Regions from separate parts of the Mus musculus genome. Here all the other regions are linked to region 1. A link is a loop called in an ENCODE intact Hi-C map of the cell type or tissue named here. Cell type or tissue: left cerebral cortex. All regions are shown on one strand.

The links. Hi-C counts contacts between places; a loop is a spot of excess contacts. Peaks named below come from ENCODE experiments on the same cell type or tissue, not always from the same donor. Only the 100,000 strongest peaks of a DNase experiment are listed, where the experiment ranks them.
Region 2: it touches region 1 in a loop (2.7-fold over the local background); 5 of 42 quality-filtered maps call a loop at or near these places.
Region 3: a loop joins it to region 1, with 2.2 times the contacts of the local background. A loop is called at or near these places in 3 of 42 quality-filtered maps.

The regions. Positions count from the first base shown.
Region 1 is chr10:70,797,179-70,802,178 of GRCm38, forward strand. No RefSeq gene overlaps it. Among named protein-coding and RNA genes, the nearest start is that of Gm40689, 31 kb to the right of the region's middle. In left cerebral cortex, no CTCF peak of the experiment used is centred here; DNase peaks (open chromatin) are centred at 2,255, 2,855 and 3,816; H3K27ac peaks cover 2,571 bases.
Region 2 is chr10:70,709,727-70,714,726 of GRCm38, forward strand. No RefSeq gene overlaps it. Among named protein-coding and RNA genes, the nearest start is that of Gm33979, 28 kb to the right of the region's middle. In left cerebral cortex, no CTCF peak of the experiment used is centred here; DNase peaks (open chromatin) are centred at 2,587, 3,776, 4,354 and 4,703; H3K27ac peaks cover 1,499 bases.
Region 3 is chr10:70,744,213-70,749,212 of GRCm38, forward strand. No RefSeq gene overlaps it. Among named protein-coding and RNA genes, the nearest start is that of Gm33979, 6.5 kb to the left of the region's middle. In left cerebral cortex, no CTCF peak of the experiment used is centred here; a DNase peak (open chromatin) is centred at 2,743.

The DNA.
Region 1 (5,000 bases):
TTGCTTTTTTACCACTAACTGGGAACTGGGTTTGGCCTTAATTCAGACAGCCTTGGTTCTGTCTGGACAGGTCCAGATGACTGACACCATTAACACTTTGTCAGCCTCAGTGACTACAGTCATAGATGAACAGGCCTCAGCTAATGTCAAGATACAGAGAGGTCTCATGCTGGTTAATCAACTCATAGATCTTGTCCAGAAACAACTGGATGTATTATGACAAATAACTCAGCAGGGATGTGAACAAAAGTTTCCGGGATTGTGTGTTATTTCCATTCAGTATGTTAAATTTACTAGGACAGCTAATTTGTCAAAAAGTCTTTTTCAGTATATGTTACAGAATTGGATGGCTGAATTTGAACAGATCCTTCGAGAATTGAGACTTCAGGTCAACTCCACGCGCTTGGACCTGTCTCTGACCAAAGGATTACCCAATTGGATCTCCTCAGCATTTTCTTTCTTTAAAAAATTGGGTGGGATTAATATTATTTGGAGATACACTTTGCTGTGGATTAGTGTTGCTTCTTTGATTGGTCTGTAAGCTTAAGGCCCAAACTAGGAGAGACAAGGTGGTTATTGCCCAGGCGCTTGCAGGACTAGAACATGGAGCTTCCCCTGATATATGGTTATCTATGCTTAGGCAATAGGTCGCTGGCCACTCAGCTCTTATATCTCACGAGGCTAGACTCATTGCACGAGATAGAGTGAGTGTGCTTCAGCAGCCCGAGAGAGTTGCAAGGCTAAGCACTGCAGTAGAAGGGCTCTGCGGCACATATGAGCCTATTCTAGGGAGACATGTCATCTTTCAAGAAGGTTCAGTGTCCTAGTTCCCTTCCCCCAGGCAAAACGACACGGGAGCAGGTCAGGGTTGCTCTGGGTAAAAGCCTGTGAGCCTAAGAGCTAATCCTGTACATGGCTCCTTTACCTACACACTGGGGATTTGACCTCTATCTCCACTCTCATTAATATGGGTGGCCTATTTGCTCTTATTAATAGAAAAGGGGGAACTGTGGGAAGCCGCCCCCACATTCGCCGTCACAAGATGGCGCTGACATCCTGTGTTCTAAGTTGGTAAACAAATAATCTGCGCATGAGCCAAGGGTATTTACGACTACTTGTACTCTGTTTTTCCCGTGAACGTCAGCTCGGCCATGGGCTGCAGCCAATCAGGGAGTGATGCGTCCTAGGCAATTGTTGTTCTCTTTAAAGAGGGAAGGGGGTTTCGTTTTCTCTCTCTCTTGCTTCGCTCTCTCTTGCTTCTTACACTCTGGCCCCATAAGATGTAAGCAATAAAGCTTTGCCGTAGAAGATTCTGGTTGTTGTGTTCTTCCTGGCCGGTCGTGAGAACGCGTCGAATAACATTCAGGAAGTCTCCATCTTAAAGATACTTTGAGCCCAGGACAGCAGGAGTTCTTGGGTGCTGAGCTTGTAGTCTCGTGTATAGAGATTTGCAGTGACTTCCTTGTACCTGGGATTCCTTTAATCTGAATAAAATTTGCTCTGAGGAAAAGCCTGCTGAGGTCATGGAAATGGGTAACTAAGGCACATTCTAAGTACCATGTGACTACCCATTTCTAAGACCAGGTATTCATGGGAACCAAACTATGTGGACAGCCTGTACTTCTGAGGTAAGCCAAGGGACAAGTGTTCCTCAGCTTCCACAGACTTCATGACATACAGCTTCAGGAGTTTATTCTCGTACCATTCTGGAGGTCAGACGTCTCAAACGGGTCCCCGGGTGGGGGACGGCTTTAGGGGATAAGTTGTTCATATTTCCCCAGCTTCTAGGTGCTGTCTACAAGTGTTACTTTGTAGCTCTGGGATCTCTGCATTCAAAATCACACTACCTTCACTGTGACCGTTCCGCTTCTCTTGTGATGACTCTGAGCTCAGTCAGCTAATACAGTACATTTTCACCATCTGACGTCTATTTATCACGTTTCAAAGTCACTTTTGTCAGGTATGGGGACCAGAGATGAGACCGTGGGCGTGTCTGGGGTGATGTTATCCAATCCACTGTGGCCTCTAAAGACAAAGGGTATTTCAATCTCCCAAGGTTTCAGTCCTTCCTCGCCTCTGTGCCTTCTCCTCTTCTACACCGCCTCTCCCGTTCTTGCACTCAGTTCTTTATCTGGATTCCAAGCCTGAGTCATCGTTTCTGGGCTCGCCTTTCCTCCCACGGGCACTAAGACTTTGGTAGCTGGGCTCTGCTTCCAGACACTCTCCCTTACTCATCCCTGCGCATCTGGCGCCACTGCTGGGGGACCCACTGGGAAGCTGGGTGCCTACTCAGAGATGTTTGCGTCAGGCTCTCAAGGCAAGACTTAGTCACTGAGATCTTTATTTGGGCCATAGGATTGCAAGTTTTTGATTGCTTAACTTGGGGAGGCTGAACCTAAAAATAAAGGAGTCTGTTCTTTCTGGCTGGAGTTTTGGAGGCATTCTGGTAACTGAGGCAGGTCGGGGACAGAGTGTGGGGGATTTCCTTGCCACTTGAACGGTAAACTCATCCAGTTCCACAGGATCTAGAAAATGTATAATTGCTGCTTTGCCACACCTTTAATCTAAAACCTTCCAAGAAGCACAGGTTAACAGGCTCAGATTCCAATGGGGGTGTTCCTGCGGGTGGAAAGGGCAACCATGTAACTAAATAGGAAAGACAAAGAGAAATGAAACTCTGGGTGTACAGAGGCTTGTCTTTCCCTTCCACAGCTAAGACAGATATCACTCATCAGCGAAGCATGGCTCCCGGCCACGCCACCCTTAAGGGCTTTGGTGGGAATTCTTGCCAGACACTACCATTCTGCTAAAGGCAACAAAATGAAGCTGTGTGAAATGTTCCCACAAGACAGTCCTTGGCTCTCTAGATCCCTGCAGGCAAGCACTAAGGGTTTTTCTTCTTCTGACTGCAGTCCAGCACAAAAGAGATGAGATTGCAGTTTCTGCAGCTGGGAGAAGGCTCAGAGGAACAGATTTCTCCTCCTCCCTCTTGTCCATTGGAAGACTGGGTTGGGGAAGCTGTCATTTGCTGCCTTCGGCTCCTCCCTGAGTAATGGGTTTGTGTGTGTGTGTGTGTGTGTGTGTGCGTGTGTATGTGTGTGTGTGTTTTACCCCCTTCTCCTCTGTGAAACCTCTGTGCTTTGAATTCCTGCATTAAATACACAGCCCAATTTTTGACATGATTATTATCATTATCATCACCATCGTTGTCATTGTAGTCCTCGTCGTTGTCATCATCATCATCATCGTCATCATTTTTTGACTAAGTAGCTCTGGATATTTCCTCAAGAAGGAATGCAGCTATATCCTCCAGAGCTCCCTTTCCAGAGAAGGCTTGACAGTGTTGTCAAACTCTTCAGAGGCAAGGAAGCATAAGAAACAGACTCATCCATACCTGTCTCTCTATCACCTTATGGTTTCTGCTCACAGTGCGCAAGCAGCGCAGCAGCAGCAGCAGCAGCGTCAGAGGTTAGCAGACACCCTACTGTGTTTTGACAGGTGCTTCTCCATTAAGGCTTCTGATTGCCTGGCCTAATTGGGGGCTACACTTCTGCTCCACAAACATGGCTTCTCTGCTCCTCCCTCCTTATATCAGGGCTGCTGGTGAAGAGAGAACTCTGAGCTCAAACAGCTCTGTGACAGACAAGCCAGCCTGGCTGACATGGGAGGAGAAGATAGCAACTCCAGGCGCTGTGCAATTGCTCTCTATTCAAAGAAAATGATCTATGTGGCTTGCAGCTGGTTCCCAAACATCTTAGCTAGGACCCAGGGAGAGTGATCGCTTTGGCACCCAGCCATCTGGAGCCTGCAGAGTCCTGGGAGAGGTGGAGTCAAAAGGGAAGACCTCTTTAGTATCTCCATCACTCCAGTGCCATTCTCAATCCAGTCACTAACCCAGCTGCTGGCTCAGCACCGAAGCACACTCGTCCTGAGTTGTGTCCCAGTGGCTTCCTTCAGACTGGGCTTTTCAGCGTAGAGACGAGCCGACAAATCGCCTTCCTGTGCTGGCACGCCCACCTGAGTGTTTCCTCTCTGGCCCCAAGTGCACAGTCCTGTAGCGGTCACACTGCATGCACAGGAGCCTAAGTCAGAAATGTGCTGACGATTTGTTGTTGCCTGCACTGACACCCTGGTAGAGCCAAGGTAGAGAGCTGCTGCCTACATCCTCTGAACCGGAGCTCCAGGGTAGAAGGGCTTTGAATCTCAGGCAGGGGGAGATTAAGCTGAAGAAGCCCAGAGATGGAAAAGAGATCTGCGACCCAGCTGAGTTTAACGGGGCCAGCCCCTGCCCAGCCCCCACTGTGTCACCTATGTCTTAGGGCCTCATAATTCTCATTTAGAGAAACCAAAGTATAGGTCTTTGGGTTTCTTTGTTTGTTTTGTTTTGTTTTGTTTTGTTTTGTTTTGTTTTGTTTTGTTTTGTTTTGTTTTGTTTGAGACAGGGTTTCTCTGTGTAGACCAGGCTGGGCTCCAACTCAGAAATCCACCTGCCTCTGCCTTCCAAGTGCTGAGATTAAAGGTGTGCACCACCACTGCCTGACCTGTTTTTTTTTTTTAATTAAATGCCATTATTTCTGTTTGAGAACACACTTTAAAATAGGAAGGCATGAAAGAATATAGGTGGTCCATCCATGCAGCCAGAAGAGTAATGTCATCTCAGCCTGGAAAGGTGAAACAAAATATGATAGACTTGCCTTTAGCCCTTCATTTCCTTCCTGGTCTCCAAGTGGCTGTCTCTCTCAACTCTGCAGCCTGCAACAGTCCAGCTCACCCTCCTGGTTGATTTTTAAGCTTCTACCTGTAAGTAGGCAGTATATAGAGGATGCTTAATTAGAGCTGACACCTATATGATAGCTATTATTCTTCACTTCTGAATCTTTTTTTTTCCTTCTCATAGTATGTGTTTTGGTTTTCTTGTTGCTGTGTTGATTCTACACAGATCTCTAGAGAGCTGGTTCACTCATTTTCAAGCCATCTACCGTGGGTTTTCTAAGCCTACA
Region 2 (5,000 bases), 87 kb before region 1:
GAACGAGGCCATTACTTTCCTCCAAACCTCTGGTGTTGACTCTTAGGCCTCAGTGAACACAACCCAGCCTTCTGGAAGGAATCGGCTACACTGCCGGCTTCAGACCGTGCAGGGCTTGGATGATGGCAGAAGTTCAAAGTTCCAGGAAATCACTTTTAAGGAAGTCAGCACAGGGGCTGTGGAGGTGGCATTTGCCACGCCCCATGAGAGTCGGAGTACAGGTCCCCAGAAACCTATGTAAATTCTGAGTGAGTCAGCAATGCACCCAAATATGCAAACATGTACACACAAACATGCACACACCACAAACACGTGAGCACATGCAAAATGGGAAAGCAAAACAAGTCAGTATGCACTCATACATACCTGAATAAGACCAGGCACTGCCGAGACATGAACAGCCAAGATGGAGGAATGGGAAGATGGCAATGTTGAATAGAACCGCCAGAAGTCCAGGCAGCAAACTGACCGCTTCAGCAAACCCCAGATTGTGAAGAGCACTATGTGTTCTTTTAAAACACAATTCCATGGAGAGTTTTACATATGGAATTCTCTAACAGTGAGTTGAAGCTCAACCTTTGTTTGTTTTAGTCCATTTCTCACACTGGATACTCACGAATGAATGAATTTTGGTCTTCCCCTTGCTTAGTCTTTTTCTTTTCTTTTTTTCCAGTCCTGAGGTAGGGTTGAGGGCTGAGGGCCTCTTGTATACTAGGCAAGCACCTGCAGGTAAATTTTAGAAGCATTTCTGCCACCCTTAAAAGAGCCTTCATCTCATTCTTCATAGTAGTCTATAGATTTAATTCCCACCTCCACTCCATCCCTGAACAACCACAAACCTGTTTTGTGTGTCTACAGACTTGCCATTTTTTTGTTTGTTTCAAATTAGTGGAATCTTAAAATCTGCCATCTTGCAACTGAGATCTTTCACCTAGTATAATATTTTTGAAGTTTGTCAATACTACAGGAGGTAACAGTTGTTTTCCCCTTTATATTGCTCAGTAGTTTTCTACTATATAATATACACTGCGTCCATCTATTTACCTATTGGTAGTTCTTCAGTCATCTTCCTATTTGGGACTACTATGAACAACATAAAACACTGGTATGCAAGTAATTCGTTGGCTACATATTTTCTTTTTAATTTCTCTTAAGAATATACCTAGAAGTAAAACTGTTTGTCTTAGCTTTTTTTTCTTTCTTATTTCATATGTGATGCTGTCAGAATGGCTCTTCGGGTCCTGGATATGTCATCTGACTCACCCTTTGGATATACAAGAAGTCATTCAAATAACAAAGAGGTGTTTCACTGGAGAGTCGCCCCTATAGCAGGGAACGGTTAAATACACGCCAGCATATCAATCAGCAGAGGAAAAAACTGAAAATTTGGGCTGTCTGTTTCTTCTTGTCTTCTAGTCTCATGCCAGTGCATTCTTTTAAGCAAATCTAGACAGAAATCAGTTGGCAAGCGTATCTATCTAGAAAACTCAAGAGGGTGGGACCAGGGCAGACACTAAGTCTAGCTCCTTGCCAACACTCTGCCCACTCTATACTTAAGCATGATTCTCAGCCTCTGGGGTCTCTGAGAATCACCCAAAGAAATTTAAATAATTGTATAGATACCCTCCTGTCTTGGCTGCCCAATAACACTTCATATTAGAGAGTAATTTGGGCCTTTAGGTATAGAACCCAGAACATCTATTCACTAACACCAAGACCCCCTTGAGCAAACTTAGTTACAATTGTCAGCCGGCCTATGTTTGTAAATCTCTTTCCCAATTAGGGTTTATTTAAGTACCTTGGACCCTTAGGTAGCAGTTGCAAAGGATCCTAACGCTTGCTCCAAGCCACAGGACACAGAGTTGACTTAAACTTTAGAGTCCTGTGCCCCTAGGATGGGTGCTCTTTCTCAGTCCTGCAGGAAATTGTCTTCAGCATCATTACGACTGTTCCTAAAATGGTATGCACTCCAAAACTGAAATGATTTCCAAGTGACGGTGTTTGGGCCTTCCATTCCAGGAAGCATGCTGTCTTTTGGCTTCACAAAGGCTTTGGGCCACAATGCTCCTCCTCTTCAGCTCTAGTGACTGGTGGGGGGGGGGGGCTTTCTCTGACCTTCTCAGTGTACACAAATGCGGTTCCCTTCCCATTTCTCAATCATAGGGAAATCATAAATGAGAGAAAGACATTGTCCTCTTTATTTTGGGGGAAACTCTGTAACCAGATTCTTTTAAGCTCAGTTTTCTGGAAGTCTTGAGTGTTTTTCAGTTTTTGTTGGGCAGGGTTCTCCGTTTTGCTATTTCTAGGTCTGCAGTTGTTGTCTCTTCTGGCCTTAACCCACGGCCACATAGCCTTCGTAGAAGCATGGGTTTCCCAACTACTCTCTGTGTGCTTGGCATTGGGAGGAGGGATACGGCAGTATGAGAGCGTACACATGTGTGGGGAGTGGGAAGGGCAGAGGAAGACTTTGGAACTCATTTCTTAGGTACCATCTAATTATGGTATCGTTGAGACAGCATCTCCCACTGGTACGTGGCTGGGCTGCCTGGCCAGTGAGTCCTGTGGATCCACCTCCTAGCCCTGGAGTTAGAGGGGCTTACCGGGCTTAAACAATTCCTTATGAGATTGTCAAACTAAGCCCTGTAATCACAGGGCAAGTGCCCCGTTTATCAACTGAGTGGTCCTCCCAGCCTGACTTCCCTTAGGGGAACCTTTCACAAGAAGTTAATGGATCCTGTATGCAAATAAAACCATAGTGAGGTTTTGGCTTGGTTTTTGGTTTTTATGCATGTGTATTTGTTTTATTTATGCAAGTTCACCTGTGTGCAGGTGCACAAGTGAGCAAGCAGACATGGAGGCCAGAGGTTCCTGTGGGGGTCTTTACTTCCTATCTACCTGACAAATGGAAACAGTGGCCTCTATTGAATCCAGAGCTTGTTCATATGGTAAAACTAGCTAGCTAACTTGTTCCATGGATCCCTGCATCAGCCTTCCAAATGCTGGAATTACAGATGGGCAGCCAAACATGCCTAGTCCACATTTAAGTGGGAGCTGGGGATTTGAACTCCAGTCTTCATACTTGTGTGCTCTACCCACTGAGCAATGGCCCCACCACTCACAGTAAGTTGACTCTCCTGTTTAGCAAAGTCAGTTTTCCTTATTAGGTATCAAAGATAGGAGCTCTCCTAATCGAGAGAAAGATGGATTTTTCCAAGGTAAAACACAAGATGAAAGCAATAAGAATCCCTAGTTGGGCTGGAGAGATAGCTCAGTGGTTAAGGGCACTGTCTGCTCTTCCAGAGGTCCTGAGTTCAATTCCCAGCAACCACATGGTGGCTCATAACCATCTGTAATGGGATCCAATGCCCTCTTCTGGTGTTTCTGCAGACAGCTATAGTGTACTCATATATAAATAAATAAATAAATAAATAAATAAATCTTTTTTTTTTTAAAGAATCCCCAAATATCTGAACATCCTGTACAATCAAGATATTATTGTCAGTGTATAATACGGTGGATATTGGCAGTCCTTGATGTATATCCTAAGTCACAAACTGAGTTCGCATCTCCAGCATTGGTGTGTGCACGGCAAACGTCCGAGAAGCATTTAAAGTATTATTCCCATCCTGGGACTCTGATTCTGCAGTCCCCAGGCAGGGCCGAGAATCAGCATTTCCCAGACAACTCTGGTTAAGTTAGACCAGCACCTTTTCCTGAGAAACTCCTTCACAAGCCAAGACTTCTAAATCTGAACTGATTTTGGAAGCTTTTCTTAAAAAGCCTTCACACGGTTTTCACTTCAGAGCTATTTTGGGCCGGAATCTAAAGAGGAAGGAAGGCAGGAGAAGAACAGTGAATCAGCACAGCAGCTCATAAGACCATCTAGCATGGCATTGTGGCTCTCATTCTCAACCAGGGGGTGAGACCCCCCTTGGGAGGTCGCAGATCAGATCTCCTGCACTTCAGATATTTACATGACAGCTTATAACAGTAGCGAAATTACACTTATGAAGGAACAATGAAAACAAATTTCATTCACGGACATCACAACATGTGGGGCTGTATTCAAGGGTTGAAGCATTAGGAAGGCTGAGAGCCACTGGCCTATCATCAGAAGCCAAAAGGTTAGCTGTTTTTTGTTTTATTTTGTTGTTCTTAAAATTACAAGCTTTTATCAACATTTGAAAATTAGTCACATGACTTGATGTCTCGGGTCTCCATATGTGTGAAAAGAAGGGAAAGCTCTGTGCATGCATGCGTACATGTACGTGTGCGTGCGCGTGCGTGCGTGTGTGCGTCTGTTTATGACATTACGTACTGTCGTAAACTGTGATGTTCCAGTGTCTCATCGTCATGTGGTGATTCTGGGTATTTAATAACTTCTGTGTTGGCTTCGCTTTGTCTCTCCTTGGGATTATTCTAAGCTCACGGGTTCAGGTCAGTCGAAGTCCTGGGGCTCCATTCAGTTCACTCTGAGTTTTCCCTCTCCTGTCTCTTTCCTCGGTTAGCAACTAGACAGATTAATTTCACCTACTGTTACGCTGTCTCTCCACATCAGATGTCGTTGGAAAAGAATCTAACAAGGCTAATAGGCTTAAGAAGATGACGAGACAGAATGTTTCAAATCAGTCCTACCTGGAAAATGCAAAACGCACGTTTTTCTGCCCGAAATCCTGGGATTTTCTTATCCTTGGTGATATCATTCAGCTGTTCTAAGCGCCCTCCTGGTATACCAGCTGTTAGGTGCAACTTAATTAATTTAAATACAATGTTGAGGCTTGCTTCCAACTGCTGCCCTCAGATTTACAACGATGTTTCCAACACACCCTGCTTTGATGACACAGTCTTTCGAATTAGCCGAGCTGGTAAAGTCTTTTCTAAAATGCATGCAAACATGGATTTAAATGGCTTTTCCTCCTCCTTGCCTTCCACTCCTAAGAGTTACCCGTCATTCTACATACATCTATGAAGGGGCAGGGAGGGACTGCATTGCACCCTGG
Region 3 (5,000 bases), 53 kb before region 1:
CATTAAAATATATGTATACAATTATTATATATATGTTTATTTGTAAATATATGTATAATATATAAATATTGTATATGTATAAAATATATGTGTATATGTATTTAAATATATATATAAATAAATTTTAATGTGTATATATGTATCTTTATATGTATATGTGTGCATGTGTGTGTCTACACACACACACATGTGATTTCTGTATCTGTACTGTACTTCCAGGTAAATCTTCCTTGCTGAGGCTGCCCTGTGATGAGCTCACGAGGCGAGCAAGCACTGCCCCTAAGAGAAAGACTGACTAGAACTAGAGATCACCTTGCTTCTTGGCTGCCAACTTTCTGAGTACCTAAGACCTTAATTTAAACTGTAGATAAAATTTGTGATGGGAGGATCTCTCAAGGAAGGGGAAATAAAATATATACTTACGATGAAACCATAGGGTGACAGGAACAAGGATTAAATGGGGAGGGGAGAGGGGTCAGGGAGGGACTATGAGGAGTGACAGTTAGTTCTAAGAGCCATTTTAGGGGTCTTATGGAAATCCAATACTGTAGAAGCCTCTTAAAATATATGCATATATGAAAGAAAGCTAAATGGAGTCACCAAATAACATAGGAGACTGTGACGGTTTGTATATGCTTGGCCCAGGGAGTGGCACTATTAGAAGGTGTGGACTTGTTGGAGTAGGTGTGACACTGCAGGCCTGAGCTTAAGACCCTCACTCTAGCTGTCTGGAAGCCAGTCTTCCACTAGCAGTCTTTAGATGAAGATGTTGAACTCTCAGCTTCTTCTGCACCGTGCCTGCCTGGATAATGCCATGCTCTTGCCTTGAAGATAATGGACTGAACCTCTGAACCTATAAGCCAGTACCAATTAAGTGTTGTCCTTTATAAGACTTGTCATGGTCGTGGTGTCTGTTCATAGCAGTGAAACCCTAACTAAGATGGAGATAAAGCCTCAACTCAACATCTTTTGCCACCAAGTGAAGCTTCCAGTACCAGGAACCAGTTACATCTAATTGAGTTGTTGGCCAAAGGGGCCTTCTGGGAACTCCCAAACATCCCAGGCTATTGATAAGGTTATTGGTTGTTCTCTGAAAACTGATAATAAGACCCTACTACTGAAGAGAATACTTAAATATCTCACTGTACATAGAGAAGTTGAGCTGATGCCTAACTATAGCCTTCGCATCTACTGACTAGTATGCCTGGTATTGGGAGGTATGCTGCACGTTATTGAAGGACAAAAGGAGCCACCAACCCTGCTACAAACCCTGTAGTCTGTAACTCTGGCCTGCCCACATGATTTGCTGGCATAATAGTGGCACAGACATTGTGGGTAAACAGTTACAATACATCTGATTAGCCTTAAGGCCCACTCGATCAGTTAGCCAAGAACCTGATTGTTCTGCTAAAGGGATACAGCAATAAAATGACTCCTAATAAAATTTTGCTATACCCATAGGCCATATCTTACTCAGACAGCACTCAAGAAGCTTCCCCTTCTAGTAGATGGGAGCTAATACAGAGACTCACAACTGGACAACACACTGAAAGCTAGAGACTTTGGAACACTCAGTAATAAATGGAACATCTTCATGAAAGCCCTCCCCTTCAGGGCTCATGGAGCGATACAGAAGAGGAAAGGGGGATGGATAACACCAAAGGAACACAGGATTGTTCCAGTCACAACAGGATTGATATGCATATGAATCTACAGAGACCCTGGCAACATAGGCCTGCATAGGTTCCAGCCTCAGGCTCCCGGGTCTTGAGAGAGAGATGTGGACAAGTGCTTCTATCCTTAACCAAGACGCTATCTCCAGGTGGCAACTGCATGCAAAGTAACGATAAATTTTCCCCGATGGAGTTCACTGGGTAGATAAACCACACTTAAGAATAGGCCCCAAAACAAGCAGTGGGTGGCCAGTATGAATGAAGTCAGTGGTATTTCTGTGGTTTTTTTAATGACTCATATTTCTTTGTTTGGACTCTTACATGTCACTTGCATGTATATTATATTTTCAGATTTTGTGTTTTTATGGGTTTAGTGTGTGCTTGTATGCTACGCTTCTACTATGTTTTTATTTCATTTTGTTTTCTGGAGTTTGTTTCTGTTTTGTTTTGTTTTGTTTTGTGTATTTGTTTGACTTTCTGCCTTGTTTGTTTTCTAAAAAGAGAAAAAAAATTATATAAGACTCTCTGGGAGGTATGGTGGGATACTCAGGTAAGGTGTTGCTCCTCCTCCACCTCCTCCACCTCCTCTTAGAAATGTCAACAGTCAACAAGCCCAGCTGGGATGATCTTTCAAAAGAAGACATATCCGAACTCCTGAAGATGACATCTCAAGACAAGAGTCCTGTACGCCAGCAAGAAATAAATCTTTTTTAAAAGCATCTCTTTCCTTTATTAACTGCAAAGATCGTTTACAGATTTTCCATGCAGATAAAATGACAGGTTGAGAGAGCCTTGGAAATTCTGATTTTCATCCTTCTTAATTCTCATTTGAATATTTGAATATTTGAAAGCATGTGTTTCATTGGACCGCTCTACTCATTGTTCTATCCTCTTGTCAGCAACAGACTAGCTTTTTCTGGTTAAAGACTTCGCCAGGCAGAATGCCCCTTCTGTTAGAAGTGAAGAGCACTGGGATGAAATCCCAATGTAAAAAGGATGCTGATTCAATCATAATAGATTTTTTAGGATTTCCAGAATCCAAAATTAGCCACATGATTTTATGACCACGATATAATCTGAGAACTGTGTGTGCTTTCACTGTGAATCAGTACTGTTAAATATAAGCACACATTCTACAAATGAGGAAAATGAACTAAACCTGGCAAGGGAGTCCCTGAAATCAATGAGATCCATTGTAATAACTCAAATTCAGCTCTGATGCCCCCATCAGTGCTTGCTGCTGCTGACAAGGAAACTCTTCACCCGGTTGAGCTTTCCCAATGCATTTTTGACATATCACTAAATATAACTAGAGCTGCCCAGGAACTTCCTTGGTATGTGGAAGTAACACCTCTTCTTCGGGAATTATAACTATGAAATCATCTTTCTGATGCTTCCTGGGCTTCTCATATTTCTGGTTAAGGAATATTTTAATTGACCAAAATCTAAAATAATAAATTCATTCTCTCTATATCTCTGTAATTCATGCATAGGATAGGTCTTATCCAACACTGGGCAGTGAACAGTATTAGAAGGCCTTCTGACTTCATTGGCTCTGTCATACCCATGTCTTAGCTGTCAGTAAACCCTCCAGGATCACAGCTGTGATCCACCTCTGATCCCCAGCATCCCCAAGGGAACTACTAAGTGGAATGATTTCAGAGTAACCAGAGCTCAATAGCATTTGAAGCAGTATATCAGGTTAAGTCCCCAAACATACCTTCAGCGGTTCCCTAGGGAGCGTGAAATTTGACTTTCTCTTTAAGACCACACTGACAGAAATAGGAAGGACCACAGACAGCAGCAGGCATTACATTCCCAGAACTGAGCTAGGCAGCCTTAGCAATCAAGCGGAATGGAAAATGAACAGTACTGCAGAGTTGGCCCCGTTTAATGATATTCCATGGTACTTGTCAAAAGACCAACAGGAAATTCTGACGGTGCCCGGGTGAGGCAAATTTGCTCTTCATTAGCCTGGGGGGAGTCAAACTGCATTGCCAGAAACTTGGAAGAAATTATGTTGGACAGACTCTGATACTAAAGTATGATTGATAACTGAAAGATCCTGTGTCATTCAGTCATTCTATTTGGAACAACTCAAGATATCAAATAGTAAAGCTTGTTTGCACAGCGCCTCTTCACTCACACTCTCAATGTGACTGTAAATTGCATCCATTGAAGACTACAAATGGCAAATTTAATTAGGTCCTGCAAAAGAGATAGAGGAGGTCTGACTCAGATACCCTATAAGTACATCCCGTCTAATCAAGATAGCTTTCACTTCCTAAGTGCTTATTTGTGACACACAACGATGTATTTATATGTACTACATCATTCTGCAGAGAATGGTAGGGTTTGACTTTATTAAAAACTGAAGAAACTGAGGCTCAAAAGGAGGTGAAAGCCCACACAGCTTTTCAGCTGGCAAGAGCTGAAGCTATGGGTAGTAGCTGAAAAAAGACCCTGCTATCGCTTAACTCCCCGCACCTGCTGTGATGTCACCTCTCATTTTACGAGGGCTACCTCAAGCTCTGCCATGTCCAGGGAGCTGGATTTGAATATTCACAGTTAATTTGTGAAAGAGACCATAATCGTGGGTGCTTGGGCCACAGTTGTGTTACCAGTGGATGGGAGAAATAGCCAAGGGGTCTGATTCCAGAATATCTACACTACAAAAGTCTCATCGGTACCAGCAGGTGTTCAAACCCATCAGAAAGAAAGACATGGATTCGATTTAGAGGCTTTCTCTGCATGGTAATGAAATATTACAAAATAAGTATAAAATAGAATGCAAATATGCCTCACATACTAAAGATAAATGTAATATGAAAAATTACTTTAGGTGTGTATGGGGTGAGAATGGGTCATATTATAGGCAATTTATTTTCTAAAGAAATTTTATGTGTATATGTGTGCATACATGGCCCCCATGCTCCACGGACTTACAGGTGACATGGAAATCCAGAGGGTGACAGAATCCATGGAAGTGGCATTACAGGGGTTATGAAGCACTTGGTGTGGGTGCTGGGGACTAAACACTGTTCCTCTGGAAGAATAGTAAGCACTTTTAACTGCTGAGTCATCTGTCCATCCACACACATACACACCATAACACCATAATGTACGATATTTTCAATTATAAGGTATGAGAAAACCTCAAGTACCTGAATCATATGCTTTCTAGATAATAGGCCTCCAAATTGGACCATTGTCTTCCCCTTACTGTCAATATTTGATATTGTCAGATCCTTCAGGGCTGGATCAATCCCACAGTTGTTTTTTGGCTGTGCTTAGTCCTATTTAGCTCAACAACCGCTCGTTTAATTG